Linked DNA regions of Homo sapiens: region 1 is linked to region 2. Evidence: read pairs that join two places in POLR2A ChIA-PET (ENCODE). Cell type or tissue: B cell. All regions are shown on one strand. Each heading gives the region's core, and the rest is flanking DNA. Links, peaks and the distances in the headings are about the cores only.

What was found. Peaks named below come from ENCODE experiments on the same cell type or tissue, not always from the same donor. Only the 100,000 strongest peaks of a DNase experiment are listed, where the experiment ranks them.
Region 1: POLR2A ChIA-PET joins it to region 2 with 10 read pairs; 3 of 35 experiments call an interaction of 5 or more read pairs at or near these places.

The regions. Positions count from the first base shown.
Region 1 is chr7:101,674,294-101,684,426 of GRCh38, forward strand. No RefSeq gene overlaps it. Among named protein-coding and RNA genes, the nearest start is that of MYL10, 50 kb to the left of the region's middle. RefSeq lists enhancers at 6,157-6,672, 6,673-7,181. In B cell, for the core only: no CTCF peak of the experiment used is centred there; no DNase peak of the experiment used is centred there.
Region 2 is chr7:101,829,721-101,839,853 of GRCh38, forward strand. All of the region lies in intron 1 of CUX1 (cut like homeobox 1), which reads left to right. Among named protein-coding and RNA genes, the nearest start is that of CUX1, 17 kb to the left of the region's middle. RefSeq lists an enhancer at 2,068-2,709. In B cell, for the core only: no CTCF peak of the experiment used is centred there; no DNase peak of the experiment used is centred there; H3K27ac peaks cover 653 bases.

The sequences.
Region 1 (10,133 bases), core at 1,184-9,183, 160 kb before region 2:
AATCACTGATTCAATATCTGCATATTTGATAACAGGCCTGTAATCCAAATGCTTTGGGAGGCTGAGGCAGGAGGATCTCTTGAGGCCAGGGGTTCCAGACCAGCCTGGGCAACATGGCAAGAACCCATCTCTATAAAAAAGATTGGCGTGTTAGTGCACACCAATAGCCCCAGCTACTCAGGAGGCTGAGGTGGGAGGATCATTTGACTCCAGGAGGTCGAGGCTGCAGGGAGCTATGATCACACCACTGCACTCCAGCCTGGGCAACAAAGACCCTATTGCAAATATATTTATATCATATTTATATTTATATTATATATTTATTTGTATTATATAATTATATTATAAATATGTCATAAAATATAATATAAATATGAATTTATCTTTATAAACATATATAATATATATATATACACATATACAGTATTGACTATAGCCCACTCTGTTTTTCAGCTAGTTCAGAAAGATCCACAATTTTTTTCCTCAAGCCACAGCCTCCAAATGATTGAACTCTTTCGTGGATTTCCAGCCAGACCAAGGACATGCACAGCTCTCTATCCATCCACCCAGGAACTCTAAACAAGCTCCTCCCCTCCCAAGTCTTGGTTTTCTTCTGGAAGAAAGGGGGTTTATGGAGACAGAGAGGTTGACCAGATGGCTGGACTCCAAGAGCCACCATTATGATCAAGGAGCTCCAGCTACCTTCATACTCTTGGGCAGGTTCCTCCCTTATCAGAGTCTTAATCTCCTACCTGGATCACAGAAAGTCAGACAAGATGACTCTATGGGCCCTCCCAGCACCACCATGCTTCAGACTCTCATCCGACCCCCTTCTGCACATCCAGGAATATAACCATTGCCTTGGGATTGGGATTTCAGCCCAGATGTTCAGTGTAGCCTGTTCTCCCCCAGATTCCACTCCTCTGAAGTTCAAACAATTGCAAACAGGCAGACACTGCAATGGAAGCTGATCTGAATCCATTCTCTGGCTGGGTGCAGTAGTTCACACTGGTAAACCCAGCACTTTGGGAGGCCAAGGCAGGAGGATCACTTGAGCCTAGGAATTTAAGACCAGTCTGGGCAGCATGGCAAAACCGCATCTCTACAAAAAATAAAAATAAAAATTAGCTGGGCGTGGTGGTGCACGTCTGTAGTCCCAGCTATTTAGGAGGCTGAGGCAGGAGGATCACTTGAGCCCAGCAGGTCAAGGATGCAGTGAGCTGCGATCACACCACTGTGCTCCAGCCTGAGCAACAGAGTGAGACACTGTCTCAAATAAAATAAAATGAAATATTAATAAAATAAAAATAAATCCAGCCGGACGTGGTGGCTCACGCCTGTAATCCCAGCACTTTGGGAGGACAATGTGGGTGGATCGCAAGGCCAGGAGTTCGAGACCAGCCTGGCCAACAAGGCAAAACCCCGTCTCTACTACAAATACAAAAATTTGCTGGGCATGGTGGTGCATGCCTATAATCCCAGATACTTGGGAGGCTGAGGCAGGAGAATCACTTGAACCCGGGAGGCGGAAGTTACAGCGAGCCAAGATCATGTCATTGCACTCCAGCCTGGGCAACAAGAGCAAAACTCCATCTCAAAAAAATAAAAAAAATAATTTAAATCCATTTTCTGGCCCCTAGCTACCACTGAGTGATGGGGCCAGGGTGGGCAGCAGCTTAGTGTAGCAGAAAAGATTGAGATGAGGGGTCTGCCCGGCTGGGTGACAATCCAGGCTCTCCTACTTGGTGACGGCATGACCTTGAGGCATTTCTTAACCTCTCTGAACCTCAGTTTCCCCATTTGCAAAATGAGGGTTATAATGCCCACCTCACAGGATAGTTCCTATCTGAGAAGGCCGGAGGAGTGCATGTTATTATTCAAACTGCATGCTGGAAAGTGACATCTGTTTCAAAGGCAGCGGCGCTGATTCTTGTCACCGGCTCAGAGCCCTCCCTGATATAATTTAGGAGTTCTGGGTTTGGGAGTGATCCCCGGGCAGAGCTGCCATCTCCCTCCACCCCTGACATCCGCAGGATGAATAAACCCTGCAGCCCGCCTGGAAGGGCTCTTGATGCAGTGGCCTCAGAAGATGCCCTGGGCTGTCGTACTCTCCAACAGGCCGTGCTAAAAAATGACTCCAAGGAAAAGTAAGCAGACACTCCAGGCCATAAATATTTCAGAGCGGAATGAACGTCCTTTCCCCAGCACCGACTTGCCATATATATTATTTATAAAACCATAACTTGAGTTGAAAGGTAGTCGTCGAAAGAATAGACAGTCTCACTCAGATTCACCCGGCGATTGGGAAAACCATCTAGAGGGAGAGAAAATAATGTCTGGGCTAGGTGAGGTCATAGGAAGTCACCTGGCCCCATCCCCTGGCCCCAGCCTCGCCTGGAGGGACAGCCCAGAGAGGCCCCAGACCCAGCAAACTGCCAGGTTTGCACAACCCAGGGCCTCCCTGGTTTCTTAGGAAATCTCCATCAAATGCCAAACAACAGTCACAACCAGACGGTTAAAAAAAAATCTGTTATCCCCCCTTTATAACAGGGGTAGGGCTTGTCATGAGAGAGCGAGTTGAGAAGGGCTTCCCAGAGGCTATTGGGTGAGCAGACTCACTCCCCAGCTAATTTTTGTATTTTTAGTAGAGACAGGGTTTCACTGTGTTGACCATGCTGGTCTCGAACTCCTGGCCTCAGGTGAGCTGCTCACCTCGGTCTCCCAAACTGCTGGGATTACAGGCGTGAGCCACCGTGCTCAGCCCTATATTGATTTTGTAATATGTATGTAGATATGAGGTAGGAGGTGGGGCTTGACTTAGGACCAGATTGAGGACTGGCTGAAACAGGGAAGCAGCAGCAAAGCCCCTCTCCATAAGACACGCCCACCAGCACCATGTCAGTTTCCCTTTGCTACAACATCCGGAAGTTACCACCCCCTTTCTATAAATTTCTGAATACTCCACCTCTTCATTTGCATGTAATTAAAACAGAGTATAAACATGTACAAGAAGACAGCTTCCACTCCCTTTGATTTTATCCCTGACCAATCAGCACTCCTGGCTCACTGGCTTCCCCTCACCCACCAAGTTGTCCTTAAAAACTCTGCTCCCCAAATGCTCAGGGAGACTAATTTGAGTAATAATAAAACTCCGGTCTCCGGCACAGCCGGCTCTGCGTGAATTACTCTTTCTCTATTGCAATTACCTGTCTTGATGAATCGGCTCTATCTAGAGAGGGCAAGGTGAACCCCTTGGGCGGTTTCAGCCCCACCCTGCCATGGTGTGCGTGCGCATGTGTGCAGATGTATCTTCCTCCCCCATCCAATCCTCAGGCCGGGCTTGTGCCCCTGAAAGCCCGCAGTTCTGCAGGAGGAGGTCCCTGTGTTCCCTCCCAGATCCTCCCAGGTTATGCCAGGAACCCAGGGAGGACTCACAGATGCCCTGGAAACTCCAGCTTGGCTGCAGTGGGCCCCTGAGGCTCTCCCTCTCCTGTTGTAAGGCACTGCAGCCCCCTGAGCTACTAGGACCCTCAAGGGTTGGCCACACTGCCCACCTCATGGAGGACGCCACCACAGCAGACACAGGTGAAGTCCGCTCCAAAGTATGGGTGTCCAATGTCAACAGCATCACAATCTTCTACGAGGCACCATCTCATCATCACCAAAGCTGCCAGCCCCGTGATGTGGAAGCACAAGAGGAAATGGTCTCAGCCGGGGACGGTGACTCATGCCTGTCATCCTAGCACTTTGGGAGACCAAGACAGGAGGATTGCTTGAGCCCAGGAGTTCAAGACCAGCCTGGGCACCACAGCAAGACCTCCCCGCTCCAACCATCTCTACAAAATATAGAAACATGAGTCAGGCATGGCGGAGTGCACCTGTAGTCCAAGCTGCTGGGGAGGCTGAGATGGGAGGCTCGCTTGAGCCCGTGAGTTTGAGACCAGCCTGGACAACACAGCAAGACCTCCGTCTCCAGCCATCTCTACAAAATATAGAAAAATGAACCAGGCGTGGCAGAGCACGCCTGTAGTCCCAGCTACTGGGGAGGCTGAGATGGGAGGATCACTTGAGCTCAGGAGTTTGAGACCAGCCTGGGCAACATAGCAAGACCCCTTCTCCACAAAAACAATTTTAATAATTAGCCGGGTGTGGTGGTAAGTGCCTGTGGTCCTAGCTACTTGGGAGGCTAAGGTGGGAGGATTGCTTGAGGCCAGGAGTTTGAGGCTGCAGTGAGCTGAGTTTGTACCACTGCACTTCAGCTTGGGCGACAGAGTGGGACCCTGTCTCCAAGAAAAGAGAGAGAGAAAAAGAAACAAAATAGAAATCACTGGTAACTCCATGACCCAGAGGTACTCCAATTACCATTGGCGTCCATGTGTGTGGATGGACGGTTACATATGCATAAATATCTATACACATACATATGTATATATCCCTGTAGGACAGTATGAATGAACTTTAATTTATTTAAACTATTCCCTACTATTGTTCCCACCTAAGGCGTGGGAATCCCAGGTCCCAGCTGGAGAGAGACTGTCCCAAGGCAATACCGTGGCAGCACTGAGGTCAGTGAATCACCAGCAGAAATGAAAGCCGCTGGGCGCTGGGCCGAAGGGCTCAGGAGACTCAGAAGACACTTCTGGGATCAAGGCCCAGCCCAGCTGTCTGGGGGCTGTGTGGTATCTGGGGACAAACCAAGGAAGGACAGGGCGCTGGTGGGGTCTTCCTGGCACTGTCGTGTTCAAAATGAACACAGCACCACCTGCCCCGGCCCCCATCCCACAGACCCCCTGCTCAGACTCATGACTCCAGTGGGGTGGCCCATACCACCCTACATGCAGGCTGGGGCTCTTCTCCTTCCCCACAGTGGATCCCAATCTAGCAGCCACGGTCAGCAGGACCAGGGCACGGCGGAGTGGGGCATGGAAAGGTGGGAGAAGTTGCGGGGAGGGCGCATGAGCTAGGGAAGGTCTCGAAGGCTCTCAGGGAAGGCAGAAGTTAGGCTGCTAAGGGCCTGGATGGGGCCTGATACAGAGAGAGGAGGGGACCTTCCAGGAGAGAAAAAGTGCACCAAGACCCCAACCAGAAGCAGACATCGCCTGGTCGGCGGGGAGGCCCACAAGGCCACAGTCCCTCACCACCACCCAAGGGAAGCCCCCAGGATCGGAACCACTGGCCACCCTCAGGCTCATTGGCTTGGTATGGCTCTTTATTTTATTTTATTATGATCATTTTTTAAGAGACAGGGTCTCAACCTGTCATCCAGGCTGGAGTGCAGTGGACCATGATAGCTCACTGCAGCTTCCAACTCCTGGGCTCAAGCAATCCTCCTGCCTCAGCCTCCCGAGTAACTGGGACTACAGGTGTGTGCCACCACACCTAGCTCTTTTTATTTTTCACAGAGGCAGGGGTCTTGATTGCTGCCCAGGCTGGAATGCAGTGGCGCTATCATAGCTCACTGCAGCCTCAAATTCCTGGGCTCAAACGATCCTCCCGCCTCAGCCTCCCGAGTAGCTGAGACTACGCTACAGGCATGTGCCACCACATATGGCTAATTTTTTAAATTTTCTCTAGGGATGGGGTCTCACAATGTTGCCCAGGCTGGTCTTGAACTCCCAGCCTCAACTGATCCTCCCACCTCGGCCTCCCATAGCATTGGGGTTACAGACATGAGCCCTGGCACCTAGCCAACTCTTTAAGATCAAATGCTGGCCGGGAGCAATGGCTCATGCCTGTAATCCCAACACTTTGGGAGGCCAAGGTGGGCAGATCACCTGAGGCCAGGAGTTCGAGACCAGCCTGGCCAACATGACGAAACCCCATCTCTACTAAAAATACAAAAACATTTAGCTGGGCGTGGTGGTGCACACCTATAATCCCAGCTACTCAGGAGGCTGAGGCAGGAGAATTGCTTGAACCCAGGAGGCAGAGGTTGCAGTGAGCCGAGATCATGCCATTGAACTCCGGCCTGGGCAAAGAGAGCCAAACCCCTTCTCAAAAATAAAATAAAATAAAATGCCTTTTGTACCCCCAACCATTTGAGGCGGGGAAGATACAGGGCCCTACTGAGAGGCGAAGGGAGCAGGGCCCGGGGTCACTGTGTGAACTTGGGTGAGATTCCCATGCTCAGGGGGTAAAACAGGGTTTGCGGTACCTACCTTAGGGCTAGAAGTAAGAATGAAATGCAAGAGCAAACATAAAAACCCCAGGCTGGAGGACTGAGCCCATCGGTGCCTTGGGAACCACAACAGTGGGATCATTCACACACAGACAGGCCTGGTGGAATCTTCCAGACCGGCGCCTTGTGGCGAGGAGGCAATATGTCCCACGAGGCCCACTCAGGCCCCAGGAGCCCCCCTCACTTGGGCACAGCCCAGCTACCATGCCCTCCTGGTTAGTGGGCACAAGAGTGTCGAGGGAATATGCTTTGTGGGCAGCAAAGTCCTTCTTCAAAGGGGTGTTTCCACCTGCAGGTCTGAGCAGGACATGAGGTCATGTCGGGCCCCAGGACAGCAGCCCCTGTCCTAGGCTCGGCCCTGACCCACCTTCTCTGGAAGCCGGTCCTCGAGTACCCTTAGGGCCTTTACACACTCACACGTGCAGACACACGCACATGCACACACACACGCACGCACACACACGTGGACACACATGCACACACAAACACACACATGCATACACGCACACACGGACACATGTGTGCACACACGTGCGCAGACACACGTGAACACACGCACACACTCACACACACATGCACACACAGCTGCCTCCACTCACTCAGGCCTCCACCAACCCCCTCCCCAGCTGTAGCCACCACTGCCACCCCCAAAATTAAAAAGAAATAAAAATAAAAAACTGAACGAGTTAATTTGCTAAAATGAACCAGAATGCAATAACTGATTACATTTTTCCCCAAAGGAAACTTGAGTTAATTTGGCCGGTGACTCATATGACTGGCTGCCAGTGACAACACACACCATCCCAGACACAGCTCCTCGCTGTGCCCCGTTGCCAGCCGTCCCCCTCCTGGCTTCCCTCCTGCGGGAGGCGGGGACAGAGGGGTGGAGGCAGAAGTGCCCACTGGATAAAGAGCTGTTTGAGGCCCTTCTGAAAGTGCAGGATACACACGCATGCACACAGACATATATCTGTACAGAAGTGCGTGTCTGTGCACTCACACCAGGCACGCACATGCACACACACATACACACACGCCTGCACCACAGCTGAACTCTGGCATGGGCTACTCAGTAAATCATTCAACGATAACCTCTGCATACCAATACTGGGGGAAAATCCAATTAAAGTAACTCATTACTAAGTCATTCCTATTTTCCCAGCATCTTAAAGCTCCTGGGAAGAGAAGGGAAGGACAGGCAGATTACTAATGTGACCTCTCCTAGGCTGTGGGGAAAATTCCTGGCCCGGCTCCCAGGAGTGGAGGCCCCAGATGGATTTCTCTGTCTGCTCGGGGGTGGGGGGAACACTGGGTACAGCCCCCCTCCCCATCCCTGTGCCCTGTATACGGCCATAGCTTCTCCTGAAAACAGCACACATAGCTCAAGCTAAGTCCTAGGGTCAGCAGACCCAAGAGGCCCAGCCTTGTCATTCACATGCTGTGTGACATTGCACAAAGCACTTAACCTCTCTGAGCCTTAATCTCTTCTCTAAAATATCTTCATCTGATGGTTGTTTTTTGGGTTTGTTTTGTTTGGTTTGGTTTGAGACAAGGTGTTCCTCTGTCACTCAGGCTGGAGTGCAGTGGCACGATCATAGCTCACTGCAGCCTTGACCTCCCTGGCTCAAGCAATCCTCCCGCCTCAGCCTGCTGAGCAGCTGGGACTACAGGTAAGTACCTCCATGCCTGGCTAATTTTTTTGTATTTTTAGTAGAGATGGAGTCTCACCATGCTGCCCAGGCTGCATCATCTGAATTTTTTTTTTTTTTTCCTGAGATGGAGTTTAGCTCTTGTTGCCCAGGCTGGAGTGCAATGGTGTGATCTCCGCTCACTGTAACCTCCACCTCCTGGGTTCAAGCGATTCTCCTGCCTCGGCCTCCTGAGTAGCTGGGATTACAGGCGTGCACCACCATGCCCAGCTAATTTTTTGCATTTTTAGTAGAGATGGGGCTTCGCCATGTTGGCCAGGCTGATCTCGAACTCCTGACCTCAGGTGATCCACCTGCCTTGGCCTCCCAAAGTGCTGGCATTACAGGCATCAGCCACCGCATCCAGTCCATCTGATTTTTTTAAACTAGGGGGTGGGGGAAAAGGAAAGGCACACACTTTTCCTCTTTCCCCCTTGCCACTGGGTGGGTTACAGAAGCGATGGCGGGAGCTGAAGCAGCCATATTGGACCCAAAGATAGAAGTCACCTACTGAGCAAGACAAGAAAACCCAGCAAGATACAAGGAAAACGGAAAATGGTTCCTTGAGATTGTGGAGCTGCCGTGGAAGCCCTGGATTGTTTGTCATCAGACTATTATATGCAAGAGAAACAAACTTCTATGTTGTCTTTAAAATATGTTACGTATATTTATATATCACCATCATCCCTATGCTCACACATGGTGAAATCTAAAACCATTCAGAGGCCAGGCGCGGTGGCTCACACCTGCAATCCCAGGACTTTGGGAGGCCGAGGCAGACAGATCACTTGAGGTCAGGAGCTCAAGATCAGCCTGGCCAACATGGTGAAACCACGCCTCTACTAAAAATACAAAAATTAGCCAGGTGTGGTGGTGCACACCTGTAATCCCAGCTACTCGAGAGGCTGAGGCAGGAGAATCACTTGAACCTGGGAGGTGGAGGTTGCAGAGAGCCAAGATAGTGTCACTGCACTCCAGCCTGGGCGACAGAGTGAGACTCCGTCTCAAAAAATAAAATAAAATACAAAACCATTCAGAGGAGGTCACTCGATAAAGACAAGAGATGTCCCCAGACTCCTCATCCAGGAATCCAGCGAAAGGGCACTATCCAGGGCTCCACGTTTTGGCCCAACTCGCCCAGCAATTTCTGTGCATCCTCAGGTACATCATTTTCCTCCCCATGCCTCAGTTTCCCTACCTGTCTTTTGACACTAATATCAGTCTCAATTTTTAAATGCTGACCAATGAAGGACTCAAGCCAAGGATGGGCAGGAAATCACTTTGTAAAGAACTGGGATTGGGCAAGGTGGCTCATTCTTGCAGCACTTTGGGAGGCTGAGGTGGGAGGATCACTTGAGGCTAGGAGTCTGAGACCAGCCTGGAGAACACAGAAAGACCCTTGTCTCAAAAAAAAAAAAATTAAATTAGCTAAGCATGGTGGTGAGCATCTATAGTATAGCCCAGCTACTCTGGAGGCTGAGGCAGGAGGATCGCTTGAGCCCAGGAGTTTGAGGCTGCAGTGAGCTATGCTCAAGCCACAGCACTCCAGCCTGGGTGACAGAGAAAGACTCTGTCTCAAAAAAAAAAAATATTTTAAAGAGCAAGAAGGCTGGACATCCGGGCATGGTGGCTCATGCCTGTAATCCCAGCACTTTGGAAGGCCGAGGTGGGAGGATCACTTGAGCCCAAGGAGTTCAAGACCAGCCTGGGAAACATAGGTAGAACCCCATCGCTATAAAAATTAAAATTAAAAAATTAGCTAAACATGGTGGTGCGTGCCTGTGGTCCCAGCTACTTGAGAGGCTGAGGCGAGAGGATCCCTTGAGCCCAGGAATTGGAGGCTGCAGTGAGCTGTGATCACACCACTGCAGTCCAGCCTGGCAACAGAGAGAGACCCTGTCTCAAAAATAAATAAATAGGCGGGGGGATCACAAGGTCAGGAGATCGAGACCATCTTGGCTAACACAGTGAAACCCCGTCTCTACTAAAAATACAAAAAATTAGCCGGGCGTGTTGGCGGGAGCCTGTAGTCCCAGCTACTCCGGAGGCTGAGGCAGGAGAATGGCATGAACCTGGGAGGCGGAGTTGCACTGAGCCGAGATCGCGCCACTGCACTCCAGCCTGGGCGACAGAGCGAGACTCAGTCTCAAAAATAAATAAATAAATAAATAAATAAACAAACAAATAAATAAATAAATAAAGGACAGAGAAAAGCAGGAACTGGGTCTAGGTGTCTAGGTGGGACCGATGACTGGCTGGAGCACAGA
Region 2 (10,133 bases), core at 1,492-9,491:
GACGCCTGGCTGGAGCCTTGCCCTGGCAAGACTTCAAACTCAGCCCCGCAGAGAAGGGTCATCTGATGATAGAATCACGGCTGCCCCATCATTCCCATTAGCAAACTTCATCTGATAGTTGGGGTACGGTTGTGGCTCAGGCTGTAAGGAGCCCCCCTGTTGCATTACTCACTATCCTCAGATGCCCCATCCTTGCCTGAAGCAAGTTTGTTGGGACAGTTTTGGGGAACTGTTAGGAGAGAGGCCTGGTCATGGGGCCGGAGGGGCCCAGAGGAGCGGCCTGCCCTATCTGTGGGCGGTTCGGTGAGTGCTAGATGGGGTGTCTCTTTACAAGACTTTCCTCTGAGATGCTGGGGCTATGCCCCTGGGTGCTGGGGAGTGAATTGCCCGTAGATACTGATACCTGTACTTAACCCTGTGACGGTCAAGACCAGATCCCCACTCTCCAAGCCCCTGGGAAACTGGTTGATGTAGCCCCTGCAGTGATACCGCACTCAAATCCATGCAGATCCCCTGACATGGTCGGGGCAGCACCCACCACGCAGGCTTCTGTTCTGAGCTACATGGGATGTTGGGCGTGTGTTTTCTAAGAGACTGATTTCATAAGACATGTACCAGTGGCCGACTGGCCTGAAACAGCCTGGTCACAGCGACATCCCTGAGATCTTAGCTTCTTTTCCTCGGGGAATTATCATTGGACTGGAAAACTGAGGTTTTGGGCCACTCTGGATTCAGATGCTTTTGTTGTTGTTGTTTTGAGACAGGGTCTTGATCTGTTGTGGACTGCAGTGGTGGGATCATAGCTCTCTGCAACCGCGAACTCCCAGGCTCAAGTGATCCTCCTGCCTCAGCCTCCTTTGTAGCTGGGACCACAGGTGTGCCCCACCATGCCTGGCTAATTTTTTTTACATATTTTTATACAAACAGGGTCTTAGTATGTTGGCCAGGCTGGTCTCAAACTCCTAGGCTCAAGTGATCCTCCTGCCTCAGCCTCCCAAAGTGCCGGGATTATATAAGCGTGAGCCACCACGCCTGGCCCAGATAACTCTTGCCTGCCTGATTTTTTTATAATGATGCACTTTGTTTTGTTAAAAATTTATAAATTTAAAGACAAAATATGCAAAAATGTGCCCTGGTCTCAGAAATAACACAGCACATTCGAGTGAAGTTGTTGGCAGTTCCGTGTGTTTTGGGGTGATTCATTTTTTTCATAGGTTGTTGGGGCCGTGCATCCATTCGTGTTCTGAGCACACTCCATGGTACCTGATGACTCGAATGGATCCTGTTCAAGCCCCTGGGTTACCCAAAGAAATATACTTCTGGCCTGCTGGTTGGTCAGAGAATGCAGGACACATTGGGGTATCGCGAGGTGTCCAATGGCAGCGGGTTGGGTGTGTCTGCTGTGTGAACAGGGCAGGGGTTTGGGAAGATGGACTCTGGCTGTCTTGCTCCAAAGACTTCCTTAGGCTGTTGTTGAGCATTTATTGAGTGTCTCCTGTGTGCCGGGCAGCATTCTAGCATAGGGATTGAGTGACCAGACAGTAGGGAATCCTTGCCCTTAAGGAACTGACATTCTTTTTTTTTTTTCGAGATGGAGTCTTGCTTTGTCGTCCAGGCTAAAGTGCAGTGGTGCAATCTCGGCTCACTGCAACCTCTGCTTCCTGGGTTCAAGTGATTCTCCTGTCTCAGCCTCCTGAATGGTTGGGATTACAGGTGTGCACCACCACGCCGGGCTAATTTTCTGTATTTTTAGTAGAGGCGGGGTTTTGCCATGTTGGCCTGGCTGGTCTCGAACTCCTGACCTCAGGTGATCCACCCACGTCAGCCTCCCAAAGTGCTGGGATTACAGCCGTGAGCCACCATGCCTGGCCGGAACTGACATTCTTGCAAGGGGGATGGAAGACAAAGGCAAGGAATAAGTGAGTGCCCAGTGGCCTGGGAACAGACGGAGCAGGACTGATACACAAAGCCCCACAGAGTCACTTCTGTCTTCTGAAGGCCCTGAGAAATAACTTTATTATTATTATTATTATTATTTAGAGACAGAGTCTCGCTCTGTCGCCCAGGCTCCAGTACAGTGGTGTGATTATAGCTCACTGCAGCTTTGACCTCCCGGGCTCAAGCTATCCTCCCACCTCAGGTTCCCGAGTAGCTGGAATTACAGGCATGCGCCACCATGCCAGGCTAACTTTTTTGTATTTTTTGTAGAGATGGGGGGGTCTCACTGTGTTGCCCAGGCTGGTCTTGAACTCCTGGCCTCAGGCGATCCTCCTGCCTTAGCCTCCGAAAGTGCTGGGATTCCAGGCCTGAGCTGCCATGCCTAGCCCCGATTTTTAAACTGAAGAGGGATGGTTCAGTTGTTGGGGTGTGTCTTAGAGGATCCTTCTGGAAGCCCCACATGGAAGGCGGGCTAGAGTGAGGAGGGAGGGGTGATAATGGAACCAGGAGGGTGTGGTGGTCATGGCCCAGTGAGAGGATGCCAGGCTGTGGCCGTGCCAGACTCAGTGTGCCTGGCCCTGGCATTTCAGGCAGGGACCACTGAGGGGTGATGGGAGAGATGGGGCTGGGTGAGTGGCATTTCCACAGGCATCCAGAGGGGTGCGAAAAACTGAGGTTGGGGAACAGCAGGGGCAGGGAACAGCCTGTGGAGGGTGTGGTCATCAGTGTCCCCCACCGACATGGCACATCCAGCGAGCCCACTGTGTCCCCAGCACCTGCGGTGCAGGGGGCTGGCACCTTCAGGGGCGGGCTTCGTGCAGACGTCCACCCAGTCAGTCCCCACAGGTTTATCAAACACAAGTGGGGCGACAGGACCCACACTTCGGCGTTGGACGTGACTCACGCGGGGAGTTGGCTTGGAGTTCCTTTATTCATCCCTATTTGCTTTCTGTCTGTAATCCTTTGTAATTCCCTGGTTTCATGATGTAATTCTAATGGAAATAAACCCGAACCTTTCAAAATTATGTAATTAATTGCATTCAGCTTCAATGACAATGACTAATTATAGTGATACCTGGTGGCAAGGCAGGTACCTACTGCTGGGGGGCTCCTGTCTGCTTGGTACTAGGACTGCCACTTCTGGGCGCGTCGGAGCGGCTGCACAGGGGGTCAGCTGGCTGTCCTGTGGCCTGCTCCGGTGCCTCTGGTCCCCATCTTACCAGGAGCAGCGCCATGGCCATGCAGGGAGGGGCCGGAGAGGGAGGTGGTGTGCAGGGAGGAGCTGCTTAGGGGTGGGAGGGCTTGGACTTGTCTGCAGGTTAAAGAGAAGTCTTGCTGGGAAAGTAACTTCGGGGCTGGTTCCCTGAGAGCATTCTTCTCTGATTCATGTATTTTCCTGAGAAAAAGGGAGGAGGGTGCGTTCGACTGAACGTGAAGCGTTCAAGGATCGGAAAGGCAAGCCAGGTACAGTGGCTTACACCTGTAATACCAACACTTTGGGAGGCTGAGGCAGGAGGATCACTTGAGAGCCCAGGAGTTCAAGACCAGCCTGGGCAGCACAGTGAGACCCCATCTCTACAGAAAAAAAAAAAGAAAAGAAAAGAAATTAGCCCAGCATGGTGGCTCACACCTGTGATACCAATACTTTAGGAGGTCAAGGCGGAAGGATTGCTTGAGCCCAGTTGTTCAAGACCAGCATGGGCAACAGTGAGACCCTGTCTCTACAGAAAAAAAAAAAAGAAAGAAATTAGCTGAGCGTGATGGTGCACACCTGTGATCCTGGCTGCTCAGGAGGCTGAGGCAGGAGGATCGCTTGAGCCCAGGAGTTGGAAGCTGCAGTGACGTATGACAGTGCCATTCCACTCCAGCCTGGGTGACAGAGCAAGAGGAAGACTCTGTCTCTTAAAAAAAAAAAAAAAAAAAAAAAAGAATCCAAAAGCAAGCTTATGGAGAAGGGAGAAAGTGCGACAGTCACCTCGGGGCGTGGGAGAGCAGAAGATGGATGTCAGGTTAAAAACCATTACTGTGCTGTAGTATTTCCAGGAGGCCAAGTCCAGGGCTCTGGGACCTGTACACTGCGGCATCAGACCCTAAAACAGAGCTCTCAGGTTTTCGCCTTCCCAGGAAGTCTGCATCCTTTTTGCAGACTGGTTTTATTCTGTGTTAGGAGGAGGCGATTTTGCTAAGAAATCTTCACTGCAATTTTCCCCCCCAAATCAGGGCACTTGGCATCTCCTTCTAACGGGGGGTGCAGAGTCTGTCCTAGAATGGGACGCACAGTGTTCACACGAGTACCGAGTAGGTGGGGTGCTGGGCCGGCCCCTCTGATCCTGTCCTACCCTGTGCAGCCACGTGCCTTTCCTTATCCCCAGACTTCTGTTGTCACGATTCTTCCAGGGAAGAATCTGGAAGTGGAATCCACAGGGCGGTGCCCAGGGATGGCCTTTAGTGCCTAGTGTTCTGTTTCAGAGAGAGGCCTCTTATTTATTTGAAAAGCTGATTGTTTCTTTTTTTTTTTTTTTTTTTTTTTTTTGAGATGGAGTCTCCCTCTGTTGCCCAGGCTGGAGTGCAGTGGCACTATCTCAGCCCACTGCAACCTCCGCCTCCTGGGTTCAAGCGATTCTCCCGCCTCAGCCTCCCGAGTAGCTGGGACTACAGACACCCGCCACCACGCCCAGCTAATTTTTGTATTTTTAGTAGAGATGGGGTTTCGCCATGTTGCCCAGGCTGGTCTGGAACTCCTGACCTCAGGTGATCTACCTGCCTTGGCCTCCCAAATGCTGGGATTACAGGCATGAGCCACCACGCCCAGCCTTATTTTCTATTTTTAAAGAAAGAGCAAGACTGAAAACATTTGCATGCACAGTGAGTTTTAAAAAGTTCCTTTTTTTAGAGAGGACCAAGAAGGTGCAGAGTACTCTTGAAAAGAAATTTTTTTTCTGTTCTAAACGTGCCGCTTGTTGCCCTGGTGCAGAGAGCAGTTCTTTTGATACAATACCTCCGTCCCGTAACTTTTTTTTAAAGCTAAAATTCATATAATGTAACATTTACCTTTCCAAAGTTTAAAATTCTGGCCAGGCCTGTAATCCCAGCACTTTGGGATGCTGAAGCGGGCAGACCACTTGAAGCCAGAAGTTTGAGATCAGCCTGGCCAACATGGCAAAACCCTGTCCCTACTAAAAATACAAAAATTAGCCAGGTGTGGTGAGCGCTTGTAATCCCAGCTACTCAGGAGGCTGAGGCAGGAGAATCTCTTGAACCCGGGAGGCAGAGGTTGCGGTGAGCCAAGATCTCGCCACTGCACTCCAGCCTGGGTGACAGAGCGAGACTCTGTGTCATAAATAAATAAATAAATAAATAAATAAATAAATAAAGTTTAAAATCCATAGGTGTTTGGTATACTCACAATGTCGTGCAGCCATCACCACGATCTAGTTCCAAAACGTTTCCAACACCCCGACAAGAAACTCCCATACCTGTCAGCAGTTACCATTTGTCCTCCCTCCTGTACCCCCGGCACCCCGTAACCATTCATCTATTCTCTGCATCTATTCTCTGCCTCCATGCGTCTCGGGAATCATGGATTACGTGACCTTCGTGCTGTGGCTTCTCTCACGTAGCACAGTGTTTGCGGGGCTCACCCACATTGACTCATGCACCTGTCTGGGCCGCATTCTTTTTTATGGCTGAATAATATTCCCTGGTATGGGCATACCAGGTTTTGTGTATCCTTTCATCAGCTAGTAAACATTCGAGCTGTTTCCACTTTTTTGGCCATTGTGAATAACGCTGCTGTGAACATTCGTGTACAAATGTTTGTATGAATGCAGTTTTCCATTTTCTTAGGTGCAATTGCCAGGTCATATGTAGTCACTCTGGGCTTTGCTTTTTGAGTCTGTTGTATTTTATTTATTTATTTTTTTATTTTTGTGGGTGCGTATATTTATGGGGTACATGAGATGTTTTGATACAGGCATGCAATTCATAATAATCACATTGTGGAGAATGGGGTATCCATCCATCACAGATTTATTCTTTGTGTTGCCAACAGTCCAATTATACACTTTTAGTTATTTTATTTGTTTGTTTATTTTGAGTTGGAGTTTCACTGTTGTTGCCCAGGCTGGAGTGCAATGGCGCGATCTTGGCTCACTGCAATCTCCATCTCCCGGGTTCAAGCGATTCTCCTGCCTCAGCCTCCTGAGTAGCTGGGACTACAGCTGCCATGCCTGGCTAATTTTTGTATTTTTAGTAGAGACGAGGTTTCACCATGTTGGCCAAGCTGGTCTCGAATTCCTGACCTCAGGTGACCCACCCACCTGGCCTCCCAAAGTGCTGGGATTACAGGCGCGAGCCACCGCGCCCAGTTGCTTTTAGTTACTTTAAAATGTACGATTAAATTATGATCGACTATAGTCACCCTGTTGTGCTGTCAAATACTAGGCCTTATTCATTGATTCTATTTTTTTGTAGCCATTAGCCGTCGCTACCTCCCTGCATTGTTGCATTTTGGCCTCTTATGTGTAAGTCCCGTTTGTTCTCCAGAATGCTGCTTTTAACACCCAGCCCGTTCCATCTCTCTCTCTTCTGCCTTGGGTGTCATGCTGTCTCTTCCTCAGATTTCTCCTGGGGTGCAGGTGCTCCCCTGCGAACCACTGCTGTGCACAAAGTGATTTTGTGCTCAGGCAGGTGGATCGCTTGAGCCCAGGAGTTTGAAACCACCCTGGGCAATACAGTGAGACCCCATCTCTACAAAAAAAATGGCTGTTGTGCAGTTTGGGATGAGAGTTGGTTGCCCCCGCGGTCCTCCCTTCCCCCAACCCCACCTGCCCTCCTTGCTCAGCAACAAGGGACCCCCTTCACTGGACTATGAAGCCTGAGGGTTGTCTAAATCAATCCTTGGCCAGGCGCAGTGGCTCATGCCTGTAATCCCAACACTTTGGGAGGCCAAGGCGGGTGCATCACCTGAGGTCAGGAGTTCGAGACCAGCCTGGCCAAGGCTCTGAGAGCAGCGAGACTCCTTCTCAAAAAAAAAAAAAAAAAAAAAAGAATCCTGGCTGTTCCTTCCCCACGGCCAGTGGGCATTACACTTTGTTTTGGCTGGAGAAACCGGGAGTGCCCGTTGTCTGCCTGGAGACATGCCTGTGGGAGAAGAGGCTGCCCCCACCTGCTACCATCATCCCAGCATGGGTGCGGTGGGGGGCAGGGGAGACAGAGTAAAAATCGCAGAGGACATGGGGCAGAAAGATGGAAGGAACCTGGGCCCTCGATGGCTCTGAGTGAGTCAGTCCTGCAGTGCCCCGTCCCCATTTTTCTGTGGCCTGGGAAAGTCAAATTTCCTCATCCTTTGTAGTTGGCCATTGTGTTATTTGGAGATGGAAGAGCATTCTGAAACAAGCCACTATAATGAAAATCCAGGTCGTAGCAACTTGCCGTGCACGGCTTTGGCTTGGCATGGACTTACAGTGACATCTTTGAGATGCACTTGTCCGGGGTGCAGGTATATTTGAGAGTGTGAGGAGGACATATGTCCTCTAAGCTCTGTTTTCTAAAGGCAGCAGAATTCCATTTGCCAAGCCAGATGTCCCTCAATACGTTAGATCCCACCAATAAAACATTAAGCAATTACAATGGTTAATATTCACTAAAGTATAATTAGAAGCTGGCGTAAATTGTGAATGAAATTGGCGGGTTCCATACGTTACAGTGAAATACCAAATCTTTTTTTAGTTGTGTATGTGTATCTCAGTGAGTCTGTCAACTCAGATGAGTGAATCTTACCTCCTCTGTGGATAGAAACGAGCTCAATTTCAACTCAGTTCACTATAATTTTAAATGTTTAAGAACATCTTGCCAGTTGTTCTATCATGTTAAAGTTACTGAAATCTGGCTGGGTGGAGTGGCTCATGCCTGTAATCCCAGGACTTTGGGAGGCTGAGGCGGGTGGATTGCTTGAGCCCAGGAGTTCAAGACCAGCCTGGGCAACATAGTGAGACCCTCTCTACAAAAAAAATCCAAAAGTAGCTGGGCATCATGGTGACGCACACCTGTGTTCCCAGCTACTCAGGAGGCTGAGGTGGGAGGATCACTTGAAGCCGGGAGGTCGAAGGTGCAGGGAGCCATGATCGTGACACTGCATTCCAGCCTGGGTGACAGAACGAGACCCTGTCAAAAAAAAAAAAAAAAAAAAAAAAAAAAAAGGATACCAAAATTCTCAAGTCAAATTATAAGGGTTTTAACATTCCCATTTCTACACCACGTGCAAGAAAAACAAAATCCTTGTTTTCTGCCTGCCTTTATGGTCCGTTCTCATTTTCAGCCCCCTTTCCTCATTCTACTCTATTAATTATGCCTTTATATGGATGCAAACTTGTAAAATATGTGGCCTATTTTGTGTGTATACGTGGTTTTAATTCATAAGTGTGGCACTGTGCCCTAAATCTTTTTCTCCTTCCTTTTCACTCGTCACATTTTTTTTTTTTTTTAAATGACACAGAGTCTCGCTCTGTCGCCCAGGCTGGAGTGCAGTGGCACAATCTCGGCTCACTGCAACCTACGCCTCCTGGATTTAAGTGATTCTCTTGCCCCAGCCTCCTGAGTAGCTGGGACTACAGGCGCCTGCCACCATGCCCGGCTAATTTTTATATGTTTAGTAGAGACGGGCTTTCACCATGTTGGCTAGGCTGGTCTTGAACTCCTGATCTCAGGTGATCAACCCACCTCAGCCTCCCAAAGTGCTGGGATTACAGGCGTGAGCCACCTCACCTGGGCTCACTCACCACAATTTTTGAGATCTTGTTGTCTATGTCATTCCCTGTGAATTTTGTTTGTTATGACAGCCGTATTGAAATCCATCTTCAGGGCCAGGCGCGGTAGCTCACGCCTGTTATCCCAGCACCTTGGGAGGCCGAGGTGGGTGGATCACCTGAGATCAGGAGTTCAAGACCAGCCTGACCAACATGGTGAAACCCCCGTCTCTACTAAAATACAAAAAATTAGCAGGGCTTGGTGGCGCATGCCTGTAGTCCTAGTTACTTGGAAGGCTGAGACAGGAGAATCGCTTGAACCTGGGAGGTAGAGGTTGCAGTGAGCCGAGATTGTGCCATTGCACTCCAGCTTTGGCAACAAAAGTAAAACGCTGTCTCAAAAAAAAAAAATCCACCTTCAGAATTGACCTGTGTTAATCTGTCCAGACTGCCGTAACAGAATACCATAGATGGGGTGGCTTCACATATTTACACAACACATATTTATCTCTCATAGTTCTGGAGGCTGGAAAGTCCATGATCCGGGTACGGGCCAACGTGGTTCCTGGTGCGGGCCCTTTTCCTGGCTTGCAGATGGCCTCGTTTTTGCTGTGTTGCCACATAGCAGAGAGTGTGCGCAGGCAGGCAAGCCAGCTCTCTGGTATCTCTTGTTTTAAGTACACTAATCCCATCATGAGGGCTTTACCCTAGTGACCTCATCTCATCCTTACGACCTTCCAAAGGCCACACCTCCAAGTACCATCATATTGGAGGCTGGGGCTTCAATGTATGAATTTGAGGGGGGTGGACAACACAGTTCAGTCCGTAGCAGCACCCTAGCTCACACGTCCATTTCCCTGGGGCTGGTCACCCTCGGTGGTATCTGACCCCCCTCCCCCAAGCCCCTCCATGCACAGCACTGCTAGGAACGTTCTTACACACGTCCCTTACCAGTATCCAGGAAAAGCCTTGCTGGATCCAGCCAGATAGTGGTCCTTCTTTCACGAAGCACCTCCAGATCGCTTCCCAGCGTGGCTGCCCCACTTACTCCCCCACCCACAGTCGTGAGAGTTTCTTTCCCCCACAATCTCATCCGTGCTTTGTGGAGATATTTTTTGCCAGTGAGATGGTTTTAAAGTGGTACTTCAGTGTTGTGTCATTTTCTCTGATCACCAGGGAAGTCGATCTTTGCGATAAGCCTCATTTTATACTTGTCAGCTTTTCAGATTTCGCCTTTTGTAAATTGTCTGGTCATATATTTTGTCCTCTTTTTTTTTTTCTAAATGGTTTACCATCTTTTTGTTGATTTGCAAGAGCTCCTTGTATGTTTCACATGCGAATAATTTGTCAATTTTCTTTCTTTTTTTTGTTTTTTGAGACAGAGTTTGCTCTTGTTGCCCAGGCTGGAGTACAATGGCGCGGTCTTGGCTCACTTCAGCCTCTGCCACC